Linked DNA regions of Homo sapiens: all the other regions are linked to region 1. A link is a contact called in ENCODE Hi-C or POLR2A ChIA-PET data. All regions are on one chromosome and are shown on one strand. The core of a region is the stretch at or near the end of the contact, and the rest is flanking DNA. Distances in the headings are between cores, read along the strand shown. Region 1 overlaps IGF1R (insulin like growth factor 1 receptor). Region 2 has its middle 44 kb from the start of LUNAR1. Region 3 overlaps IGF1R (insulin like growth factor 1 receptor).

What was found. A loop is a pair of places that touch in the nucleus more often than their neighbours do. ChIA-PET counts read pairs that join two places held with the same protein, here RNA polymerase II (POLR2A). Pooled maps may share reads with other maps.
Region 2: a loop to region 1 is called in a map of heart left ventricle, with 3 times the contacts of the local background. The contact joins two enhancer-like sites. A Hi-C loop is called at or near these places in 18 of 168 maps with a recorded cell type or tissue (A673, chondrocyte, colonic mucosa and 13 more) and 16 of 50 pooled maps. POLR2A ChIA-PET finds 5 or more read pairs at or near these places in 2 of 52 experiments (WTC11 and activated T-cell).
Region 3: a loop to region 1 is called in a pooled map, with 2.9 times the contacts of the local background. The contact joins two enhancer-like sites. A Hi-C loop is called at or near these places in 2 of 168 maps with a recorded cell type or tissue (aorta and natural killer cell) and 3 of 50 pooled maps. POLR2A ChIA-PET finds 5 or more read pairs at or near these places in 1 of 52 experiments (AG04449).

The regions. Positions count from the first base shown.
Region 1 is chr15:98,667,431-98,671,158 of GRCh38, forward strand. All of the region lies in intron 1 of IGF1R (insulin like growth factor 1 receptor), which reads left to right. Among named protein-coding and RNA genes, the nearest start is that of IRAIN, 19 kb to the left of the region's middle. RefSeq lists enhancers at 1,002-2,201, 1,852-2,577, 3,306-3,728. Within about 2 kb of position 1,626, at least 6 of the 41 ENCODE cell types and tissues checked have a DNase peak (open chromatin) inside an H3K27ac peak, as active enhancers do; they include heart left ventricle, where a contact is called at or near this core.
Region 2 is chr15:99,057,334-99,061,061 of GRCh38, forward strand. No RefSeq gene overlaps it. Among named protein-coding and RNA genes, the nearest start is that of LUNAR1, 44 kb to the left of the region's middle. RefSeq lists enhancers at 495-1,096, 1,097-1,696 and silencers at 1,714-1,883, 1,994-2,043. Within about 2 kb of position 1,723, at least 18 of the 41 ENCODE cell types and tissues checked have a DNase peak (open chromatin) inside an H3K27ac peak, as active enhancers do; they include heart left ventricle, where a contact is called at or near this core.
Region 3 is chr15:98,950,386-98,954,113 of GRCh38, forward strand. All of the region lies in intron 20 of IGF1R (insulin like growth factor 1 receptor), which reads left to right. Among named protein-coding and RNA genes, the nearest start is that of PGPEP1L, 56 kb to the right of the region's middle. Within about 2 kb of position 2,171, at least 15 of the 41 ENCODE cell types and tissues checked have a DNase peak (open chromatin) inside an H3K27ac peak, as active enhancers do.

The DNA of each region.
Region 1 (3,728 bases), core at 376-2,875:
GCATCCTAAAAGTAGAAAAGGGCTAGAGGCTTCGCCTTACAGGCCAGGAAGCTTGGAGGGACGCGCTGCTAGAGACCATGGCACGCATGCTGTGTGTCGAAGGCCAGGTCCGCCTGTCTGCCTCTCCAGCAGATACTCTCTGGGGCTATTTTTTTCTGCTTGGTTGTCATCCTTTGGTTTAACCAGGCGCCAGGGCTCAGGCCTGGACCTGCTGGATTCCAAAGAAGACTTCGAGGTGGCCGAGCTTGTCTGGCTTCCAGAGGAGCTTTCTCTGTCCCGCCCGGGGGAGTGGCTCACCTTGGTCTGAGACCAATGGGAGGAAGCCTGCTGCGGGCAACTGGTCTGTGCCTGGAAGTTGGACTTGCATTTTCTCTGGACCTCCAAAGCAAACCCGAATGACCACTCTCATCCTCCCCTTTTGCTTGTTTGTGTATGTGCTTGTTTTGCCTGGTCGTCAGGCAGGAGGTGGTGTCAGATGATGAGAGGTGTTGCTCGTCCCTGGGTTGGTTCTCTTACGGGGCTGTATGGATGTCTTAGCTCAGACTGCTGTGACAGGTTACTATAGACTGAGGGCTAAAACCACAGACTTATGTTTCTCACAGTTCTGGAGGCTGGAAGTCTGAGATCAAGGTGCCGACCAAATTTGGTTTCTGTTAAGGGTCCATTTCTTGGCTTGCAGATGACAAATGTCATGTGTCCTCACAGGGTGGAGAGAGCAAGGGGCTCTGGTCTCTTCCTCTTTATGTAAGGGCATTGTTGCCATTATGGGGGCTCTACCCTCAGGACCTCATCTAAACCTGATTACCTCCCTAAGGCCCCACCTTCAGATACCACTGAAGGTATCTGGGGGTTGGGGCTTCAGTATATGAATTGGAGGGGACACAGTCATGCAGTTCAGAACAGTGGAGCAGTGTGCCATAGTGAAGGGATCTCCAGACCAGGATTCTCTATGGAAGTTCTTGGCCAGGTCTGAGAGTTGGTTACAGATCATTAAAATTTACATGGAATCCAGTACTTGAAAGTACATGTCTTCAGGATGGCGCTGAGCACATTCGCCTCTGTAACCAAATGCCTGAAATGTGTAGTGCACCTTCTGAGCACCCCAGTGCTTTCCTTAAAGTGAATGCAGTTTGAGAGGAACTCAATTATTGAGAAATTTTATATGACCCCATTTCTCTCATTTTAGGACAGATAAGTTGCTTATTTTAAACTCTGCAGGAGCTACATAGAGGAAGTTATACTCCAGGAGAGCTTAAATTTCACTCTCTGAAAACTCTGTTCCATGTAAGTACATTCCTCCTCTCTCCCCTCCTCAGTGAGCACGTACCCATCAGATGTGTGGAATTCTATTAAAAGCAGCTCCTCGTGACCCTCCAGGGTCTGTTTTGTAAAGCTGACACCAGCATCAGTGAGTTGGAAGGGGCTGCCACAGAAGACAGACTTACTGCTGCAGCCCGCTTCAGAGCCCTCAGTAGTACTTTTTCCTCTCCCAGCAAATCCAGGAGGCTGGGAAGGTGATTGTTAATTGTTTATGAGCATTAACTGTTTACCAGTCATACTTACTATTTTAAATCTGACCCTGCCATTATGTTGTTTTGTTTCTGTTCACAGCTGAGCTTTAAGCTGGGTAGAATTTCGTGATGAGTCACTCCTATGACTGTAAAATCAGTATCGATCAAGCCTTCCTGTTCATCCTGTGAGCAGTTTAGAGACAGATGAGACAGGCTTATGGTTTCCACTGGCTCGGCTCCGTGCGTGTGCGGATTGGGCTTCCTGAGAGCCTGGTTAGCCCCTTTTATCTGCTCTCTGAAACCTGCGCAAGGGTGTTTAGCATGCACCTTGAAACCTCTGCTGCCTGAAGACAGTGTGCTTAAATGAAGGGTATACAAACCCATGTGAGGTTTTCTCTTCCCTTTTCCATGAACTCCACCCCAATTACCTGTTTGAATTTTGCATGCCAGTTATTTTCAGGGAACTAGTGACCCTTTTCTTGCCACCCTGGGCTTTGAATTGAAGGCCAGTGTGCCACCTTTTCTTTGGCTTTGTTAGAACGTTGCCCTCAGGGTCATATGTGCTGGCTGCTATGAATTCTTACTGCTTGATGGACAGAGAAAGGTGAGGGTTAGATATCTGGACAGGGCATGACAGGGCGGGTCATCGAGTAGGAACATTGGGACCTTTTGCTTCCAGGCTTGAGCAGTGGGTGAGAAACACTGTCTTCCCATTAGGGCAGTGGGTGAAACACTGACTTCCCTCCATCCTCTGGGCAGCCTTGTCAGGTGGGTGTGGAAGCTGAGGTGTGTCTGCCCCAGGCTGTGCAGTCAGCCCCGTGTTCTAGCTTCCCGTGCCGAACCTGGCCCTGGAGGCTGTCTGCCTGGCAAGGGGGCTGCACAAAGCTCGGAGGGGCATTTCTGGTGCTTGGTAGATGGTAGGCCTGCCCCCAGTGCACTGATAAGAGCATGGGCTGAGAGTGCCACTTGGATTCGGCTACAGTGGGCGGCAGAGTGGGGGTGACTGGTGTTGCTTTTACTCTAGAGCAGAGGAGGCAGATGAGGTAGATCGGGGCCCCAGGGATGCTGAGCTGAGCTGGGTAGAGAGAATTTGGTTTTGTAGGATTTGGAGACAGAGACAAATTTGGAGTGTTTGGATGTTCGGGGACCTGCAGGAGGTATGTGAGGTGTGTAAAATGCAGCCCCTGTTTTAAAAAGAGCTTACATTGTCTCTTGAGAAGATAAGGTGTGCCCAGCTGTGGAATGGAACCAGATGCTTTTATGAGTGAGGATGGAGTGAGCACACTGGGAAAGAGCCCTGGAATTGGAGGAAGAGATCATTTTGCCCAGAGGGATCTTGGAGGTCTCCTGGAGGAGGGTACTTAGATGATCAGAAGGATTATACTAGACTTGATGGGGTGGTCTTGGCATCAGAACTTTAAAAATGTATTTTGGGGCTGGAAGCAAGGCTGGAGAGGAAGGTTTGTTTAAGTTGTAGTGGGGGATGAGGCTGGGGGCAAATCAGGGATGGTTTTCCAGGTCTGTAAAGGCTGGGGTAAGAGGAATGGTTGGTTCTTAAGAGCAAAAAAAATCCCTTACATATTGGTTCTCTTATTTGTGCTAAGTTAAATACATGGGAGGCTACTGGTGTTTATGAAATAACCCTGAGCCTTTTTGGGGAGGTAGTAGTGGATGTCTGATGGAAGAGATAGAAGACTGGTCCCAGGGGTTCTTAGTGGCACCTTCCTCTCAGGTCATCACTGTGCTTTTGCACATTGCAGTTATATTTGACTACATTTGATTATGGCAGATTTACTTAGAAGGGCACTGGAAAAAAGCCTCCCAAATTACAACTGACACAGGAAATGACTTTATTTTCTTCTATTTTTTTTCTTTGCTTTTCTCCCCCAATCAACATACATTTTTAAACCTGTCATCTCACATGACCTGCCGGTAGAATTGATATGTTTAATTTCTGTAGAAAATAACTGGAAATATTTCACAAGCTCCAGTAGCTTCCTGTTGTAGGGACCCTTAGGACTTTGGAATGAGAAGTTTTCTATTGAGTTGTCATATTTGGAAGGATAAAGGTGCCCTCTTTTCCCTCGATCCACATAGTAGACTCCTGTGTGCGGGCATTTGTTTGGTGTCTCACGTTGATGCAAATGCAGCCATTGCAGAGTGAGCCCCGCTCTGTTACTGGATCTCCATTTGCTCAAAAGAGAGCAGTGTCCCCCT
Region 2 (3,728 bases), core at 473-2,972, 390 kb after region 1:
AGCTGATCAACTGGTTCATACTGTGGAGTTGACTGTAACCAGTACAACAATGCTGGAAAGTAAAAGCTACAAGATATTCTCGCTGTCCTTTTCCCACAGAAATATACTATGTATCAAGCTAAGTAAATGTCTGGAAACCTGGAAACCCCCCAAAACTGGTAGAAGCAGTTTCTTTTCTTTATTCTTTTTCTTTTTTTTTTTTTTTAACTATTTCACACGCACACAAAAAAAAAAGAGCTAGAGAAAAACCATGTTTCTTGGATTTAATTTTGTTCACACAAATTTTCTTTTTTAAAAAAGAATAAACTGGAACCATCTAATCTAAGGTAAGCATGAAACTGTCTCAGTGACTCTTTTAAAAGTTGTCTGTAATTGTGTGACTTGGAAAATTAATTTCCTTCCAGATGAAGAAACCCGAGGCAGGTCTTATGAGTGACAATTATTAGTAACCACCTCAGGAAGCAGCTGGAACAATGAGAAGGGGCGGAGGACCGTGTGAGACCTGCAGGCAAACACAAGGGCTGCTTGCAACTTGCCTAAAATAGAAAATAGAAGTTAGCAACAGCTTCCCCGCCTGCCAGGCCCCTCTTTGGAAGGCTCTGTGCGGTAACAAGTACCATGGCAGGATGCTACCCAAGAGCCTCTCTGGAGATGGACAAGAACCCCTGGGGCAGTTGAGGCGAAACGAATGCCCCCTGGCTTCCTTCCCACCTCTGGGGCGCAGGTTCCCCACTAGAGTCACCTCCAGGTGCTGACGCCCTTTTGCTTCCTTCTGCTGAAAAAGTCAAACCAGTTACTGTTTTGATTCTTTTTTAAAGGTTTTAGAAGAATGACACATATTACACAAGCTTTATTTGGAGGAGTCATTGGCGAGGTAATGTGCTCTTAACCGTGGAACAAGCCTTGGCGCTGAAGCGTGAAGGACGCGGTTCGAATCCCAGCTTGGTCACCTTCGCCTTTTTGAGCTGCCCAGGATAATAAGAAGGTTGGGCAAGGCTCAGCCTGCACGTGGCTAGAAACATAATCCCAGCACTTTGGGAGGCCTAGGCGGGAGGATCACGAGGTCAAGAGATGGAGACCATCCTAGCCAACATGGGAAACCCCGTCTCTACGAAAAATACAAAAATGAGCTGGGCGTGGTGGCGCGTGCCTGTAGTCCCGGCCACTCGGGAGGCTAATCGGTTGAACCCGGGAGGCGGAGGTTGCAGTGAGCCGAGATCGCACCACCGCACTCCAGCCTGGGGGTCAGAGCGAGACTCCGCTACACATCACCAGGCTCACCTGAGAGGCTGGAAAAGCAGGGGCGGAGGGAGGAGTGGGGAAGAGAGGGAAGGGGGTGGGGAGCAAAGTACCCGAGCCGACACCGATCCCCAAACTGTACCTTTTCAATTATCTTAGTAACTTTCACCCCAATGGCACGGCTTATCTTAACACTGATTACCGCACCCCGCACCCCCCGCTATTCTCCCCCACTCCGCGCACTCCCAGATGCTTCACATGAAATCGACATGGCAAAGTCACAGCCTCGAACTGAAACGGTTTTCCAATTTTGGAAGCTTGACTGGCCATAAAAAGGTTTTGTTTTTTTCTTTTCTCTCTTCTTCCCTGCCCGTGACGCCGCCCCCTCCCCCGCCCTCCCTCCGCCCCCACCCCCACCCCCACCCCCTCCCCACGCTCAAGAGCGGATCCGCGCCGGCCGCGGCGGAACCTACGCGCCTGTTTTCCAGCGGCCGCTCCCCGGCGCTGCCCGGCGCCGCCCCCTGCCGGCGGGAGTCGGAGCTGCTCCCGCGTGCGCGCCGGCCGCGGCGGGCTGATGACCCAACGCCGCAGGCATCCGAGGATAACCTTTCCCTTTTCTTTCCAAGACCAAATAAGGGGGCTCTTCCCTCTGCGCGCCAGGCCCGCGGCAGTTAGGCCAAGGGGCGTGGAAAGGAGGATCCGGGAACGAGGCTGACAGTCGGCAACAACCGAGCACATTGTTCCCGCGGCGCCCGGCCTCCCCCTCCTCCCGCGGGCCCGGCCCGTGCCCACCCTGCAGCCCCAGGCGCGGGGAGCCAGGCGGGATCGGCGCGACCCCGGACCCCGTCGGCAGCTCCGCCAAGCCCTCCGGCCCCTCCCCCGAGAAGAAGTGAAGGGCGGGGTGCCCGCGGGCCCTCGCCCCGGTGCAGACCCTCCAGGCTCGCGGGGCAGCCGACCGGGGACCCCGGCGGGGGCCAGGCCCGACTGCCCAGCCTCGGAACCCTGGCATCGCCCCCGAGGGAGGGAGTCACTGGTGGCTGACAGTGTTTGGTAACCACAGAAACCGAGATCTGACCTATATTTTCGAACACGGCCTCAACTCTAGCTTTCCTTCTAGAAATCAAAGTGAGAGAATCTGACTTGCTGCTAATTTTCCTCCTGCTTTATATTCCAAAATGCCACCCGGAAGGCTAGGCAAGTCAGGAAACCTCGCTGGCGGTGTGGATGGCTGGTGAGGGTCCCCGGTGCTCCAGTTAGGAGGCAGGGGCTGTCCCCTCTGCAGCCTCCTGCCGGCCACAGCGTCCTCCTGCCCACCAGCGGCTGGTGCATTTCTGGAGGGCAATTGGATGATATTGATCAGGATTTAAAATAAGTGCATTGTTTGACGATTTCATTCCACTTCTCGGTGTTTATCCTAAGTAGGTGCTGGGAAGGGTGCACAAAGACAGACCTTCTAAGCACAGAGGATGGCCACAGTCCTGCTTAACAGTAACAGTAGTTGGCCTTAACTGAGCATTTACTAAGTGCTAGAAACTGTTCTAAACATTTTACAAATAGCTACTCACAACATCCCTATGCTGCGGGAACTGTATTATTTTTTATTTTTATTTTCTGTCGCCCAGGCTGGAGTGCAGTGGCGCCATCTCAGCTCACTGCAACCTCTGCCTCCCGAGTTCAAGCGATTCTCCTGATTCAGCCTCCCGAGTAGCTGGGACTACAGATGTGCGCCACCACGCCCGGTTAATTTTTTGTATTATTAGTAGAGACAGGGTTTCGCCATATTGGCCAGGCTGGTCTCGAACTCCTGACCTCATGATCCACCCGCCGCGGTCTCCCAAAGGGCTGGGATTCCAGGCGTGAGCCACCGTGCCTGGCCAGGGACTGTATTATTAATACAGCCAACCCTCCATATCTGTGGATTCAACCAACCATGCATGGAAAATATTCCAGAAAAAAAAATTCCGCCAAGTTCCAAAAAGCAAAACCCGAATTTGCCATGCGCCAATTACTACTACATTGAATCCACAAGAATGAAATGAAGTGTTGGCATTGTATGGGGTATTATAAGTAATCCAGAGAGATTTAAAGTGTACAGGAGGATGTGTGCAGGTTATATACAAATATCACACCATTTTATATAAGGAACTTGAGCATCTGTGGATTTTGGTATGGGGCTCCTGGAACCAATTCCCCACGCATACCGAGGGACAACCGCACCTCCATTTAATACATGAGGAAACTTCTCAGAGATGCTAGGTTTCTGCTGACCATCACCCAGCTGGGGAGTTGCACAGCCAGGAATGATGCCACGCTCTGAGGCTCCAGAGTCTGTGCCCTTGACCGCAACACTAAATGTTTATCAATGGGGATTTGATTAATTTAGAATACATCCGTATAATGGAGTATTTGCCGGCCGCTTAAATGGTGATGTAGATTGGGAATAATTGGCATGGAAAAATGTCCATGACATATTGTTGAGTGAAAACAGC
Region 3 (3,728 bases), core at 921-3,420, 280 kb after region 1:
TCAGAGTCACAGGAGGCAGAAATCAAGATGTCAGTGGGGCTGCAGTCTCACCTGAGGCTCAGGGACATCTTCAGGCTCCTTCAGGGTTCTGCACTTGCAGGACTGAGGTCCCCATATTCTTGGCACCTGTCAGCTGGGGACTGCTTTCAACTCTTGGAGGCCAAGGCCACTCACAGTCCTTGCCATATACAGCCTCCATAGGCCCTCTCATAACAGCAGCCTATTTCTTCAAGACTGATAAGAGGACAGCTCTCTACTGCTTCTACTGGTTTTTTACCTGATAAAGTCAGATCTACCCAGGATACTCTCTCCCTTTTAAGTGATTCACAGTCAATTGATGAGAAGCCTGATTAGAGGAGTGAAGTATCCTCTCATGTTCACAAGTCCCACCCGTACTCAAGTGAGGGGATTATATGGGATATTTACACCAGGGGCAACGATCTTGGGGGGCATCTTAGAATTCCATAGTCTCAGAAATCATTGTCCCTAATCAAACAATCAAGGTGCTATTTTTGTTTCAAAGCACTTTGAGTGTTGCTACAAATACTGAATCCCTAAGCTCCTTGTAAATGGCCGGCCAGCGGAGGGCATGGGGTGGGGAAGACTGGATACACACCCCTGTGCTCTGGGAGTACGTTGGCTGGGCGGCATGCTCATTAGCTGCTGCTTCCGAACATAGGTTCAGCTGAAGTGTATCCCAGGCAGTGGACACTTCGTGTGGAATTCAGAAAGGTGGCGCAGGAAGGATACCAGGGAAAGCCAGAGTGAAGGCATCACCCTTGCACAGCTAGCACATGTGGGGGCTCCCATTGTCCCATCAAGGCAGGGCCAGAACCAGAAAGTCGGCTGGTGCCCTGGGCCTGGGCCAGTGATGGGAGGCTCCTCTTCTCTGAGGGTGGCACCTACAGATGCAGTGGCACTGGGTTTCCTGGAGCCCTCATCAAGGAAACTTCCCAGCATGGCCTCTTCAGAACTCCACAATCCAAACTTGGAAGAGACTCGAAAGACCACTTAGTACCTTTTCTTGCCCAGTATAGAAATTCTTCTTCTCCCCTTCTGTGTTAGTTTTTTATCGCAGTATAACAAACTACCCAAAACCTACTAGTTAAGAGCAACAGTAAACATGTATTATCTCTCAGAGGTTTCTGAAGGCGAGGAACGCAGGAGCGGCATAGCTGGCTGGCTCTGGCTTGGAGCCCTTCTCGCGGTTGCAGCCCAGCTGTCCGCCGGGGCTGCAGTCATCTGAAGGCTTGCCTGGGGGAGGCAGACCCACTTCCAAGGTGTTGCTGCATAGGTAGTATGCCCTGCATGAATCGCCCTGTTCTACGTGGGCCTCTCCGTAGCACTGCCCAAGTGTCTCAGGATGTGTAGCTGGCTTCTCTGAGTGCAGAGTTCGGCACACTCTTTCTCTAAAAGGCCGGCTAAAAAAATGTTTTTGGCTCTGTGGGCCCATACGACCTTGACTGTGACTACTGGACTCTGCCACTGTGGAGCAAACACAGCTGTGGGCGTCACATAAGCTAGCGTGGCTGTGTTCCAATACAGCTTTATTTTTAATACTGGAATTTGAATTCCACATCATCCCTGTGTTGTCACAAAATATTCTTATTTTGAATTTCTTTTAGCCATTTACATGAAAACCATTCTTAGCTCATAGACCTTGGAAAACTAGGCAGCAGGCCAGATTTTACCCACAGGTACATAGTTTGCCTGCTGTGCCCTAGAGTAAAAGATCCAGGACCTGAGCAGAAGGCACGACGTCCTTTCTGACCAAACCTCAGAAGTCACACTGAGGCTCTCACCTTCTCCTTCAGGTTACACCATGTGAGAGTCAATCACGTGGGGATGTGAGCTCCAGGACACAGGGGAGAGGACCACTGGGGATCCGGGAGCCTGGCTACCCCCCAGTACCCCACCAACACACACACACACACACACACACACACTGCCCCTCACAGGTGACCATCTGCTCCACACTTTGAGCAGCGCAGCCACTGTTTTCTTGCCAGCCATTATGAGAAAAATCATGCTTTCAAGTCTGAATATAAGCCATGGAGTAAGAGGTCTGATGACCACTGAATCTGCATAAAGGTACAGTGCTAGAATCTAGGCTAATACTAGAACTGGTGGTATTTTAGCAAGCTTAGAAACAGCCCATGAAAGCAGGTGTGAGTTCTGCTTCTGTGGTTTAGGGTGGGTGAGGGAGAGCGGTATTGTTCTGTGCTTTCTCTTTGACTCGGGTAAACGTTTATCTACAAGAGACTTGTGGGATTCTTACTTGGTCCACCTCCAGGTGACTGGGCTTTTACTATTAATGTAAACTGCCTGGGACGCAGCCCCTGCCATGGGAAACGCAGGGCACTTCCTGTTCTCAGCATAGAGTGACAAGGAAATTTACTCAGAGCGGTTACTCTGACATTCAATGTTTAGTTCAGGAGGCATTTCTGCTTTGCCATCGAGAATTTTTCTCCCTTCTAAGAAAATGTTTTCTCCTGAGAAAATTTTTCTCCCTTCCAAGAAAAGAGTAGAATGAAAGGAGGCAACTTGGTTTCATAGGGAGTGTCATGTTGTCCTTCTGAGTTTACTGATGAGCTTACCTGAGAAAGGAGGGTTCTAGCATGGGAGTTCTGTTGCTACAAGACATGAAAGAATGGCCTCCGTTTATCCCGGAGAGGAGAGTCCCTGAGCCCTTGGGAGTTGCCTTGAAACCTCTGCCGGGTCCCAGGTGAGAAAGTGTGTGAGTTGTGTGGTTCTGAGATCTGAACAGGCACCATCTGGTGACACTAGGGGCTGAAGGAGCTCGGTGGCTGCAGGTGGACTGGAGCTCACCATCAGGAAGTAGCCAGATTCTCACCCCTCAGTGTCACCGAGTGTTCTGGCTTTAGAGGAAGGACTCCGTGGTCCCCAAGCCACAAGGTGTCGAGGTCTGAGTCTCAACGCCATGACTCAGTGTGAATTAACTTAGCAGGTATCACAACATCAGATTTGGGTTGTGGTTCCCTGCTGGGTCTGTACTTTAGATTGATGACAAAGCCCGTCCTCAGCCTTATTTCAGCCCAGATCTCGGTATTTATGCCACAGATACTGTTGAGCTCCTCTGGGTGCGTGCTGACCCTGAGGTCACACAGATGAGCCAGGAGTGGCCCTGGCTTTCAGGAAACGTAGTGACGTAAAAGGTCCCGGCTGCTGCGGGATAAGGGCCAGGGCAGAGGTGTGAACGCAGCCGTGGAAGACTTGGGCCAGGAAGCCATTTGTTCTGCTGCTAACACTTCCACAGCTCCACGTGTCCAGACTGTTGCCAGAGACGTCTTTGGTCTACAGGATTCAGGAGGGAATCTGAACTTTAGCCTGGAGCATTATCAACTCATAGATGAGTCTGAAACAAACTTAGTGAAATCTGATGTTTTTTGTAGTTTTCCAGTACAGTTTTTCCCATCGCTGGAATCCTGGTTTGGTTCTGCGGGAATCGAGTGCTTGAGTGGGACCCAGACAGACAGGAAGGGCGCTCCTGCTCAGTTAGCCCCAGTAAGCTCACTGAGGCACACAGGCCCCATGTCCACAGCCGCTCCTGGCTGAGGCGTGGTTCCTAAGACGACCCTTACTGTTGAGGGCTGCCAGGAGGGAGAGACACATTCAGCCCCGCAGGTCCTCTGGGAATCCGGTGAGCGTCGGCACCGGGCTGGGGCCGTGCTGATTCCCGGCAGCGTGTGGGAATGTGCGGGTGCCTC